Regions from separate parts of the Mus musculus genome. Here region 2 is linked to region 1. A link is a loop called in an ENCODE intact Hi-C map of the cell type or tissue named here. Cell type or tissue: left cerebral cortex. All regions are shown on one strand. Each heading gives the region's core, and the rest is flanking DNA. Links, peaks and the distances in the headings are about the cores only.

What was found. Hi-C counts contacts between places; a loop is a spot of excess contacts. Peaks named below come from ENCODE experiments on the same cell type or tissue, not always from the same donor. Only the 100,000 strongest peaks of a DNase experiment are listed, where the experiment ranks them.
Region 2: a loop joins it to region 1, with 5 times the contacts of the local background. A loop is called at or near these places in 23 of 42 quality-filtered maps.

What each region holds. Positions count from the first base shown.
Region 1 is chrX:94,429,580-94,435,453 of GRCm38, forward strand. No RefSeq gene overlaps it. Among named protein-coding and RNA genes, the nearest start is that of Gm14827, 10 kb to the right of the region's middle. In left cerebral cortex, for the core only: a CTCF peak has its summit at 2,587 (motif pointing right); DNase peaks (open chromatin) are centred at 2,387 and 2,555.
Region 2 is chrX:94,537,513-94,543,386 of GRCm38, forward strand. It overlaps Maged1 (melanoma antigen, family D, 1), which reads right to left and starts at 4,513. Exons shown (of 13, transcript NM_019791.3): 1 at 4,380-4,513; 2 at 3,739-3,812; 3 at 2,343-3,035; 4 at 1,095-1,769; 5 at 933-996; 6 at 672-751; 7 at 462-553; 8 at 164-243; 9 at 30-72. The coding sequence starts at 3,783. In left cerebral cortex, for the core only: no CTCF peak of the experiment used is centred there; DNase peaks (open chromatin) are centred at 3,018, 3,451, 3,925, 4,639 and 1 more place; H3K4me3 peaks cover 2,544 bases; H3K27ac peaks cover 2,222 bases.

The DNA.
Region 1 (5,874 bases), core at 547-5,546:
ATGATGCTTGTAATACTGTTGTCTGGATCCATTGGACTCTGTGACTTAATCTCTTGTGAAACACTTTTAAAGTTTCTGTAAAGTGCCCCTCATTCCTTCCTCATGAGTGCTTCTGTGCCAGAGCTTCCTCCAAAATGCTGGCAGCTGCTAGTAGCTGCTAAGAGACATACAGTGAAGACTTCCCCTGCTTTGCTATGTGTGGTTTCTGCCAAAGTATTTAACAAATGTTCCAATTTATAACTTTGTTTTGTGCTGTAACTAGAAAAAGTTTATGGAGAGTGTTGCATTCAGAGTGCCCGGAGTCCTGTCTTCCTGGGCCATGGTTGCTTACATTTTGCTTAAGAGCAAATTATCTCTTATTTGCTTTGAGGTGAGAACTGTGCTTTGTGTGGACACTTTAGACCTTAAAAAGCCCATGGGATAATCATCCCCAAACACAAAACACAATAACAACAATGAAAGAAAGGCCATGAACTGAAAGGGGGGTCTAGGGGCTAGGGAGAGGTTGGAGGGAGGGAAGGGAAAGGGGAATGATATAATGATATAATTTTATTTTATTTTAAAAATTAAGGTACGTACATAAATGGGTGATGGGAGTGTAGCATGATTTTTTTGTACTAGGTATAGTACTCAAGTCTGTGCGCGCACATGTATGTGTGTGTGTGTGTGTGCGTGTGCGTGTGCGTGTGTACGCATGTGTGTGTGTGCGCACGTGTGCTCATGCTCATGTATGCTGTCTTTCTAAGTAGCCCAGGCTGGTTGAAAGGATGTTAGGTCAGATGCACAGATGCTGTTTAAGTGGACTAAGATAATTTTGGCTATGGATTTATAACATTTCACCTCTCCATAATCATAAAGTTCAAGCCATTCAGCCTTTCAAAAGTGATTCCCCGCCCCACATCAGGAACTTTCCAGGGAGTTTAAGGCCAGCTGAGCCACACAGCTGAGGATAATTTTGAATTCATAATCCTCCTGCCACCAGCTCTGAAGTGCCAGGAGTACAGGTGTGTATGTTTAGCTTAAATATGTAAGGTCTCATGTAAGATACTGTGATTTTGAAAATGAGTACTTTGTGACTGGGGATATAGGTTCAAGGTGTTACATGTGCATCATATGTGAGAGTCCTTGCAATCTCTCACACCAGGGAATGTAATGAGAGAAAGACATTTTAAAGGACCAGTCTGGCAGTGAGAACCTTCCATTATCTTCAACCACAGTTTCAAAACTTGGGAAATGAGCACAGTTGCTTGCCCTATTCTATTCCTTCCTAAGGGAACTCTAACCCTGCTTCAGCTCTGATGTTCTCTGGCCTCATCCCTCCTTGGTGTGCATTGATTGACTAACCTTTAAAATATCACACAAAGACAGCATTCAGGAGCACCGTTGTCAGGTCACAATATAAGGCCTGCTCCTCACTCCTCTCCGGTGTCTTCTTTCATCCCAAAGCTTTGGTTTTCAGAAGTACACATTCAATCCTTAGCCAGATAGTGGTGTAATGGGTACGATTACCTCCAAGCCTCGGAATCCTAATTTTAACAGGAGAGTCCATCTTCCTTAAACATGTGTACAAAGGGTCCTGCAACAAAGCAGCATACAGGTAGGAATTACATATAGGAAAAATATTATGTGTAGACACACCGATGAAACATAAACACATGCAAAGATGTATTTAAAAACTTACTAACATGAAATAGAACTAGAATGTTTATGGAACTTAGTTTTCAATGAAGCACCTCCATGCTTGCTTCCATGCGTTCCAGGTTGTGTTATACCCAGCAAAAATACATTAGAATTTTAAAGGGTTTCTCTACAAATCATTGGTTAAGTAAAAAAGGGTGGTGCTGGAGCTTGTTAGGGCTACAGAATGGAGTTTAGAGGTTATTTTGGGGTGATTGGTATGCCTAAGGAATGCTAAGTTTACTCATTTTCATGATTTCTGTTTTCCATCGTCCTTTGCTCTCTGGGGCACTGAACACAGAGAACAGCATAGAGATTGTGTAGGCCAGGGGATTGTAAGCTCTTGTTTTTCTAAGCAAAACTTCGTCAGGGGCAGAAGTTCTGACCTGCTCAGATACATGCTGGCGACTGGACACTACTGGACAGCACAAGAAAGCTGTCTTCTGTGCTGCCCAGGGCCTCCTCACAGGTGTGGAGACTTTGGGATGGATAAAGCAGAGGGCTCCTGAAACGTGCCATCAGCTCATCTAAGTATGCTAGGAGGTAGGTTGTTAGGATCCTGGAGTGAGGGCTAATGCTCGCAACCTCATTTTGAATCATTGTGTAGGCTCAAAGCCTGCCAATCCAATGATTTACTACCTTATGTATTTCCTATGTGCTTTGGACTTCCTGCTGCTGTTGCTATGGCTCCGAGGGTGGGACTAAAGGCTGTCTTGCCGGACAGGTTCTGGGGCTGATGTACTTAGTGCATATAATTCTGTATAATGTGACACCCCCTAACCCTCTTTTTTATCCCACCTGACTTCCAGGGCCTGCCTTTTTAGGTTGGTGAAGAGCCAGAAAAAAAAACTAGATCAATTTTTGTTCACTGGTTGAATTTAGGCTTTCTGACCAGTAGATGGTAGTGCTGCTCCTTTCTCTCGCCTGCTGCTCAGTTTCTCCTCTGCCCTTTGTACTTGGAAAAAAATGTGACGCAGCTTTGTCACCCCCTTCTTTCTTCTTTTTGTCGGTGTTTTTCATTTTTCTTTTTCTTTCTTCTTCCTCAAATGCTATAGATTCCATGGGATTTTCAATGGGGTAATATTATCAGGGTTCTTTTACTAAAACACAGTATGTGGTTTCTGGGTAACTCCAACTAATATTTTCTCATTATTGAATGTTCTCTTACTTTAGTTGTCTTGGCATGTAAATATATGCTTTAGTATTGAGGCCATATTTTATTTGATTTATAGATGTCAGTTAACATCACTGTGAAACATTGGAATCCAGATAATGTGTCCAGCCAGCATAGCCATAGACTCTTATAAATTTCCTAACAAGTCTTTCATTTAATGGCACGATTTATTTTTTCTTGAGGTGTATACTTAATTAATATTGAGTATATTTACTGTGTGATATTTTGTTCGTTCATCCATTCATTGTGTAATATTCAGTGAGATGTTTACTACCACCACAAAAACATAACTCTCCTCTCAAAGGGAAGAGAGTTTAGTTTGGAGACGACTGATGCTGGCTCTGGAACACAGATGTAGGTTACCCAAAACACCAAGTTTAAATGTGGTAACAGTTTCATAATTTTTATGGTAGCAAAACCACAATTGAGGACCCTTTTCAAGTACACTTAGATGGTCAGATGTGAGAATTCTTGGAAAGAAGTTGAGTCTGCAAAGGCTTATTGACTGTTTAAAACCTTGTAGGGCGTGGTGGTGCCTGCCTTAATCCCAGCAGCAGGCAGATCTCTGTGAGTTTGAGGACAGCCTGGTCTACAGAGTGAGTTCTAGGACAGCCAGGGCTACACAGAGAAACCCTGTCTCAAACAAACAAAAAGCCAAACAGCTTGCTTCAATTATGTGGAGCGACTGGACTGTTGCAGTTTGAGGGCCTAATTACAGTTTGTCTTGGGTGACCTTTAGCCTATTAAATTGCTTTTTCTCTTCCCTCTCTCTGTCAGACTTAACATCCTGACTAACAAATAAAACATTTAGGAAATACATTAACAAAATTCAAGTTTTCCACCAACCAAAGGACTAAAAGCATCAGGTGGCATCCAGGGCCTACAGCAGGGTTCTCACCTGCCCGCCTGATGTGCCCACTGACGTATTTCGAAGTGTCTTGATTTATGGCCTTCTTTTTTTCTGTCACTATAAAACATTTGTGAAATTTTTGCCTCATTGAAACATGGTATTTTGGGGAGCTCTAAATCTGTGTTCCTGGGCCATGATAATTCATATTTGACTCCAGAATAAATCCCATCTTTTATTACTTTGAGGTAAGACTGTTACTTTCATTGACAGTGGTTATAATGAAGGCCTGGGGGAGCTCTGCTCCAGGCCTCAGACTCTCTTCCTAGCCTTGGGATTTACCAAGTAATCACAAGACTGCTGAGGCCCTGCTAGGGAATATTCAGGAGTTATGATGGCCCAAGATAATTTGGCTTTGGTCCTGCAGCATTCCAACCGACTAAAGCCTTATAGAATGTTTAAAGTAGATGTGGCGTTTTCTCTGAGAACTTTAGTTCATGCCATTTATTATTCCATTAGGGTAAAAAGGTTGAAATACTTTGAAAACAAAAGTTCATAAAGTCGGGTGTGGTGGCGCACGCCTTTAATCCCAGCACTCGGGAGGCAGAGGCAGGCGGATTTCTGAGTTCGAGGCCAGCCTGGTCTACAAAGTGAGTTCCAGGACAGCCAGGGCTACACAGAGAAACCCTGTCTCAAAAAAGTGTATGTTAAATACAATGAATTTCACATTGCATAGTGATTTCAACTTTATTTTTAAATGAGATTGTTAACATGAGATATTTTTCTGTTCTTTTTTAAATTTATGGTTACATTATGTATCTCTGGCTGGCCTGAAACTCATTATGTAGACCAGGCTGGCCTTGAATTCCTGAGTACTACACCACCATGGCCTGCTTATGTGTCTTTTAGCATACAGTTGTTTGTATTTATTCATGTATTTGCTGTAATCATAGTCTGTTATAGAAGAGTAGGTGAGCAGCAATTGATCACAGGTCAGCCAATCCTGAGTGAGGGACAGGAGATGCCTTCTTCTCCCTAGCCATATTGAAAGGGAAACAGGTTCAGATCCCTAAAGCTGGAGTTGGGGAGATGGTAACTAGGAAGCCTCTAGTGCTTCATCCGACCGATGATAGAGGAGTATGTGGGAATTCTGAAGTGGATACACTCAGACAGAGAGGGACTGTGCCTTAGAAAGCATTGCATTTCTAGCAGCATCCACTTAGCATTCGTTAGCCCTTGGAGATTCAGGGACCACACTCGTGCCAGGCCACACTCATATGTACTATAGTTCTCTGAAGTGACCAGCCTCTGGCATGTTTGAAAATGGAAGAAACCAAGAAGAGTAGATATTCTTAATGGTTTTTGAAATGACCCTGAACATAATGCTGCCACACTTATACTTTGATATATACCTCTATGTGCCTAATTATTTGATCACTATAGGATGGACTTTTTTTTATAGTATTAATCACATTAATCCACAGGCTCTTCATCTTCTGGTGTCTAATTTCTTCACTGCTTTAAAGTTTTTATTTTATAGGTCTTTCATTTCCTTGGCATATTAGTTATTTTTCTGTGGCTGTGATAAAAGACTATGCCCAAAGGAACTTTATGGAAGAAATAATTTATTTTAGATTTATGGTTCCTAAGGGATTAAAAAGTCCATCATGGCAGGGAGGCATAACAAGCAGCACCAGGCATAGCAGCACCAGGCATAGCAGCACCAGGCATAGCAGCACCAGGCATAGCAGCACCAGACATAGCAGCACCAGGCATAGCAGCACCAGACATAGCAGCTGGATCAGCAAGCTGAGAGCTCACATCCTCAGCCATCAGCAATAAGTACAGAGAATAAATTGGACATAGGGCAAGGCTTTAAATTTTCAATGCCTTCCCACAGTGATATACTTCCTCCTACAAGGACATACTTCCTTCTTCGACCTCCCTAAACAGTATTACCATCTGGGGACCAAGTATTTGAAATATCAAAGCCTGCCTATGAGGGATATTTCTCATTTAAATCAGCACAGTTGGTTGGGTTCATTTCATGGAATTTTATTATTTATTTATTTATTTATTTATTTAAGTTTAAGGATATTATGAAGGGAGTGTGTCCCTGATTTATTTGTCAGTGTGTTCACCTTTGGTATATAGCAAGGGTACTGATTTTGTATGT
Region 2 (5,874 bases), core at 582-5,581, 110 kb after region 1:
ATACTTGAGATGAAAGAGCCCAATCATACCCAGGACGTAGTCCCATCTTGCGCAGTGCTTCCCAGAGGACGGCTGTGATAGGAGGCAAGAGGAGACAAGGCATGGAAAGTGAGCATGGAAATCAGACTGTAGCCAAGCCCCAGCTCCAAGGTCAGTCACTTACCCTCGGTGGCACGGTTGCCATTCATGAAGATAATGCCCAGAATCACTAAGAGGAGGCCAAGCTTCGGTGTGTCTTTGGTCCTAGAGGAGTATAAAAAGAATATAGATATATACATACCCAGCAGCCATCTGCATGAAAAACCCCACAAGCTTACCAATTTAGCTTCTCCAGTATTCCTCAGCAGAGATCATTATGCCCCCACTCTGCCCATGACCTCCTATGTGACTGAATACTGAGACTCTTAGGGGAAAAAAGCATCACTTAGAAAGACCATACTCCATCTCCTTTCCCATCTTACGTTCCCAGTATGCCAGCCAGGGACTCAGGGGTACTGATGAGAATATACAGATGCTCTTCTTTGTCGATTTCCTTCAGCTGGATTCCAAATTTCTACAGAAGAAAACCGATCAATGACGGCAGTTAGGATAACCTACCAATAGGCAGGCAGTCACAGCCCTGTAAGCCCTGTCCTTGCCATCATTCTTGTTTCTCAGGTCTGACTCTTTACCTTCTCCAGGACAAAGCATGCGCGCTCAATGATTTCTGGATAGACATCAGTGTATTCTCGGATGATATCCCTCAGCATTTCTGTAGGAGAGAAGGGAAGCACCTGGAGTGAGCTGGACCGTCCAGTGCCAGCCCCTGTGCCAGCCCTGCTGAGGGTAGCCCAGTCAGGTTCTTCTCAAGTACAATCAGCAGCTATGGGAGGGAGGGGACAGAATAAGCAAAAGATGCCCCTATCAAGGACATCAAGGACAGAACGACCTACCTGAGCGCTTGATGGGCACCTTCGTGTAGTCTTTAAGCATCAGGTACTTGACCAACTTATTTGCCTGGGGAGAAGTAATTAAAATGATGTTTGTAGAAAACGTGGCCGCCGGTTATAAATGGAAGGACTGCAGTAAACTAAGTGGAGAGGCACAGCACTTACTCTTTCCTGAAGAAGGGCCACATCTCGGGGCTGTGGAGGACCCTGGTTCTGTGAGGCACGAGAGTTGGAGGAGGATCTCAGATTAGGTGAGGGTCGTAAGTTCTGCCAGTCAGGTGGAATTGGCCAGTCGGCGGGGATCCAGTCAGGTGGAAAAGGCCAGTCGGAGGGAAAGGACCAGTCAGGAGGCATTGACCAGTCAGGTGGTACCTGCCAATCTGGAGGGCCCTGCCAATCTTGAGGGCTCTGCCAACTAGGTGGAGCCTGCCAGCTGGGTGGGCTCTGCCATCCAGGTGTACTCTGCCAGGCCATTGGGTTTGGCCAGACAATTGGGCCAGGCCAGACAATGGGGTTTGGCCAGATCACTGGATTCTGCCAGATCACTGGGTTAGGCCAGATCACTGGATTCTGCCATGCAACTGGGTTCTGCCAAGCTGATGGTGTCTGCCTAGCTGGGGGACTCTGACGTGCTGCTGGTGGGGTCTGCCTGGCTGTCTGGTTTTGCCAGCCTGATGGGTTCTGCCAAGCCAGTGGTGTCTGCCACACCACATTAGGGGGTGCTCCAGGTGGGTTCTGCTGAGTGGTCACTGGAACCGGAGCAGACCTCCAGTTCCCTGAGGCCAGTGAGGCACGCCTTTGATCCCCACTGTTGTTCTCTTCCACATTCAAGTTATTAACCTGTATAATTAGAGAGAAGAAAATTTCAGGGTCACTATTAATCCTGGGTCCTCCCAGTTGCTATCTTAGGAAGTACCTAGGAATCTTCACCTACACCTCACTAGCCACTGGTCACTTTGATTCTCTTTGTCTTTCAGACAGGCGTTTCATCTCCAAACCAGACAAAGGAAAAAACAAACAAACAAACAGAAAGTGGGACCTAGATTTCTCCTTTTCCTGTGTGACTACGGACAGTGCTTGGTTTCACCCTGAACTCGTTTCTTCCTGACTCTGTTCTCTCTAGAGAGTGAGGTACATCTTCAAGATCTAATTGATTCTGTGTGAGCCTGCCTAGCTTAAGACATGGTGTTTAATGTCAAAATGTAAGATGGCCTACACACATATTGCCTGTGTCCTTGTATCAACTCATCATCAGCCTGTGGACAACCTGGGCTCAGGAATAATAGTTACCTTAGCACCCCCTACAACTGTGCCAAAATACAGATAAATCCATGCCCTTTATTGTGTTTGGAGCCAAGGAAATTGGAAGAAAGGAGAGAGCCCAAAGCAAAGGGAAGCTAGCTGGGATCTCACCTTGCGGGTCCTCTTGCCCCGAATTATAGTCCGGGACTCCACGTTCTGAGTCTGGGAGCCATCTGCTGATGTCTGGGCTGCTGCACCATCAGCTTCAGAGATACCTGCGCTGGTCCCTACGTCAGCCATTTTGGCCTGATTTACATTCTGGGTCTGGGCATCAGCTCCAGGGACCTTAGTAGTGTCATTCCAAGCCTTAGCTGTCTTAGGCTGGTTGTTGGTCATCTCATTGGCACTGGGAGACTGAGGGAAATTGTAGGTGGTACCGGGGCCAGCCTTAGTGCTATTCTGACCCTTAAAGGCCATTTCAGACTTTTTAGCTGATTTGCCTGTGGGTGCTGCCTGGGAAAAGTCAGAGGCAGCATGTGGACCTTTAGGGGTGCCATTCTGTGACTTAAAGGCCGCCTTAGACTGATTCTTGGGCATCTCCTTGGCATTACGTGCCTGAGAGTAATCATTTGGCCCCTTTGTGGTGGCATTCTGGGCCTTAAAGCCTGTCTTAGGCCTGGCAGCAGCTGCTGAAACCTCAGTATCAGCCTTCTCATTGGCAGTTGGGGGCTGTGAACTCTGGGGACTAGCATTTGGCCCACTGGCAGCTGCTGTGGCCTGGCTGGTGGGCGGAGCCTCGGAGATCTGGATGGCTTCCATCAAGGTCTGCACAAGCAAGGCGCTGTCTTCAACAGAGGCCTCAGCCTGCAAACACAGGAGGGGCAACATTTCAATCTCTGAGCCTTACATGGCAGACCAGAGGAGGGGGGGGGCGCGGCGCAACGCAGCAGGGGAGCTGTAGACAGGCGTCACAGTACTCAGACGTGGGGGCAGAGGCGGGTCAAAGGGAGGCGGGGCGCGAACAAAATTTAATTAAGGGTAGAGGGGGCAGGGCAAGGTGAGGGACAGTCTGTGGCAGCAGGGGCTGGTGCGGAATGTGGTGCAAGCTCTGAGCCCCAAATGGGTTTAGAGACGGACTGGTTAGGCTTGAGGTGGGGAGCTCAAGACCCGAGGAGGGAGGAATCAAGGAGGATAAGCCGAGAGGGTGGAGGGGGAGTCTCGCGGCGTGGAGAAAGGGAGGGTGGAGGCGAGAGGTTGGGGGATGGGGCGACAGACTGCTCTACACGCGTCAGGGTTATGGAAAAAAAATGGTTCCTTACCCAACCCGCATTCTCTGGGCAGAATGCCCTGACTAACAGGGTCTCCCCTTTCTCTAAGCAGGGACCGATGGCTGAAAAGGGCCGCCCCTCCCCCCCATTCGATAAACGCTAGAAATCTGAGAGCCCGCGGTGTCTAGGCCGGAAGAAGGGCAAAATCAGATCCTGCCATTCGCGCGACCTAAGGGGCCGGGGGTGGGCGTAAACTGTCAGCAGGGGAAAAATGGGGGAATTGGGAGCGGGGTCCTCACCTGGAAGCCGCGGAGGCCTGCACCGCCGTCCGGTTTCTGAGCCATAGCTCTCGTCTCCCTGGCAAGAGCAGAGCCTAAGGGGGGGGGTGTGGGAGAGAGGAGCTGGGCATTACACTACAGAAGGAAAAGACATAGGACCGAATTCTGTGTGCGTGTGTGCTTTGATTCTGGGGGCGGGTGAGGTGCCGAGTCCGGGGGGAGAACCAGGCCTAAGCGGAGCGGGAAAAGTAACCGGTCGTCCCGCTAGACCATCTCCAATCTCAGACGCGGCCAGGGAAAAGCTTCAGCGCTGCCGTTTTGGAGTCAGAGAGGAGCTGTGGATGCGGTAGTTTACGGGGGCGGGGAGGGAGGGCGGCGAGCGGGGAGACACGGGCGTCCGAAAAGTTGAATTAAGGTTCTGAATTCAGAGGAACCATCTAACGGGATCAAGGTCGGGAAATAGGATTCGGGGAGGGAACTGGAGAAAAGATTCAGGGGGACGGACGGAGTTTCAAATTAGAAAAGGGTCGGGAGCAGGGTCTGAATCCGGGAGCAGGCAGAGCAGGGGGCTTCCGAATCCAGGGTGAAGGGACTGGGAGAAAAGAATGGCGGAAGGACGCCGCGCCAGGGGGGCAGATGCCCCGTCTGGGGGCGAACCTCACCTTGCCTCAGGGCCGAACCCCAATCCCTTCGCTGTTTCCTTCTTCGCGACTCAAGAGGATCGGGAATGGCTCTGTCCGGCTCTCGGCACCCGCACTCTCTCCGCGTCCAGGAGAAAATGCCAGCGCGGCAGCTCGGGCGACCCCGCCTCTCCGCCTAATATACCACCCACCGCCTCTGGACGCGCCGCGCATGCGCAGCAGATCACTGTCCAAATAAGAGTCCCGCTTGCTTTCCCAACAAAAGCTTCATCCCAGAGCCATTGTTGCGCATGTGCACTTGGAGGAGAGCCCGCCTCCTTGCCAGCACACTATCCCACCGCCAACCAGGTTGACAGTGGACAAAGGTTCCTCCTCCCCTTCTCCTTACGCATCCACTCCTTCAACAGATGCGCAGCGCCTTTCGGTCCCACCCCCTGGCCCGACACACCAGCCCCCTACCTTTCTCCGCAATGCGTCTATGCTCAGTCCCGCCCTTTTTCCCGAACTCTCTCTAGCCAGGTCCGCAGCTCCCGCCCACCCCCGTGTGCAGAGCCCCGTAGGTAGGCCCCCCGCGGGGGTCTCTTATTTCGAAACATGCTAGGCCTCTGCTGAGTTCACCCACTCTACGACGCAGAAACCTTAAAGGCCAGAAAAAAAAAAAAAACCATTGCAGAGATACCGGAGCAAGGGTCGCCCGGGGGGGGGGGGGATCTATAGGTTTCCTCTCACTGGACTCAGAAAATGAGCTTTTTCTCTCGCCCTTTTGGCAGTTTTTGCCCATCGAAACCCTTTTTGAGGGCTGGGTTAGAGAGGTGAGGGAAAGGCGTTGGGCTGTGGGGTCTGCCCTGGGGCTTGTTTTTCTTGCAGGCTGTTTTAGGGAGATGGATGGAGTGCAACATTCTCATTTAACACACCAGGTAGCTAATGCAGAAGCCCGGGGCATTGAGCTGGTACCACACAGAAAGGCCAGAACCTGCCCCAGCACCGCTGCGCAGGCTGGTAATCCCAGCACTCTGGGGACTCAGGGAAAGCCCTGAGTTCCAGGCCAGCTGTGCAACTCTGAGACTTGATCTAAAAGACAAACAAAACCATCCATGAGGGGCCTGGATTTTCCTGAGTGTAAAATCTAGTCTGAGAACAGGGGCACTCCTTCAACCTCTATTGGAATAACAAGCTGTCCTCTCCCCAATATTTGTTCCATGGGAATAAGGCTTGTGTTCTAGGAGGCCTGGCATGTGTGGGGACCCTTTAGGTTCGTTCTGTGCTCCTCTTAGTAGGCAGTCTCCAGGAGCGAGACCGCAGGCTTTCTTGGTGACTGCTGGAGCGGCCAGAGCATTCAGGTGTGTCTGCCTTGTTCTTGCAGAATGAAGCTGGCCTTGGCTTTAGAATTCCGGGAGGAGTGTCTGCCCTATCTGTCCCTCGCTGTGTGAGTCCCCTGAGATATAGTCACTACACTTTAGTGGACTTCTCTGAGCCTGGTTTACTCACTACTATCCAAAACAGGAATCCCGCAAAG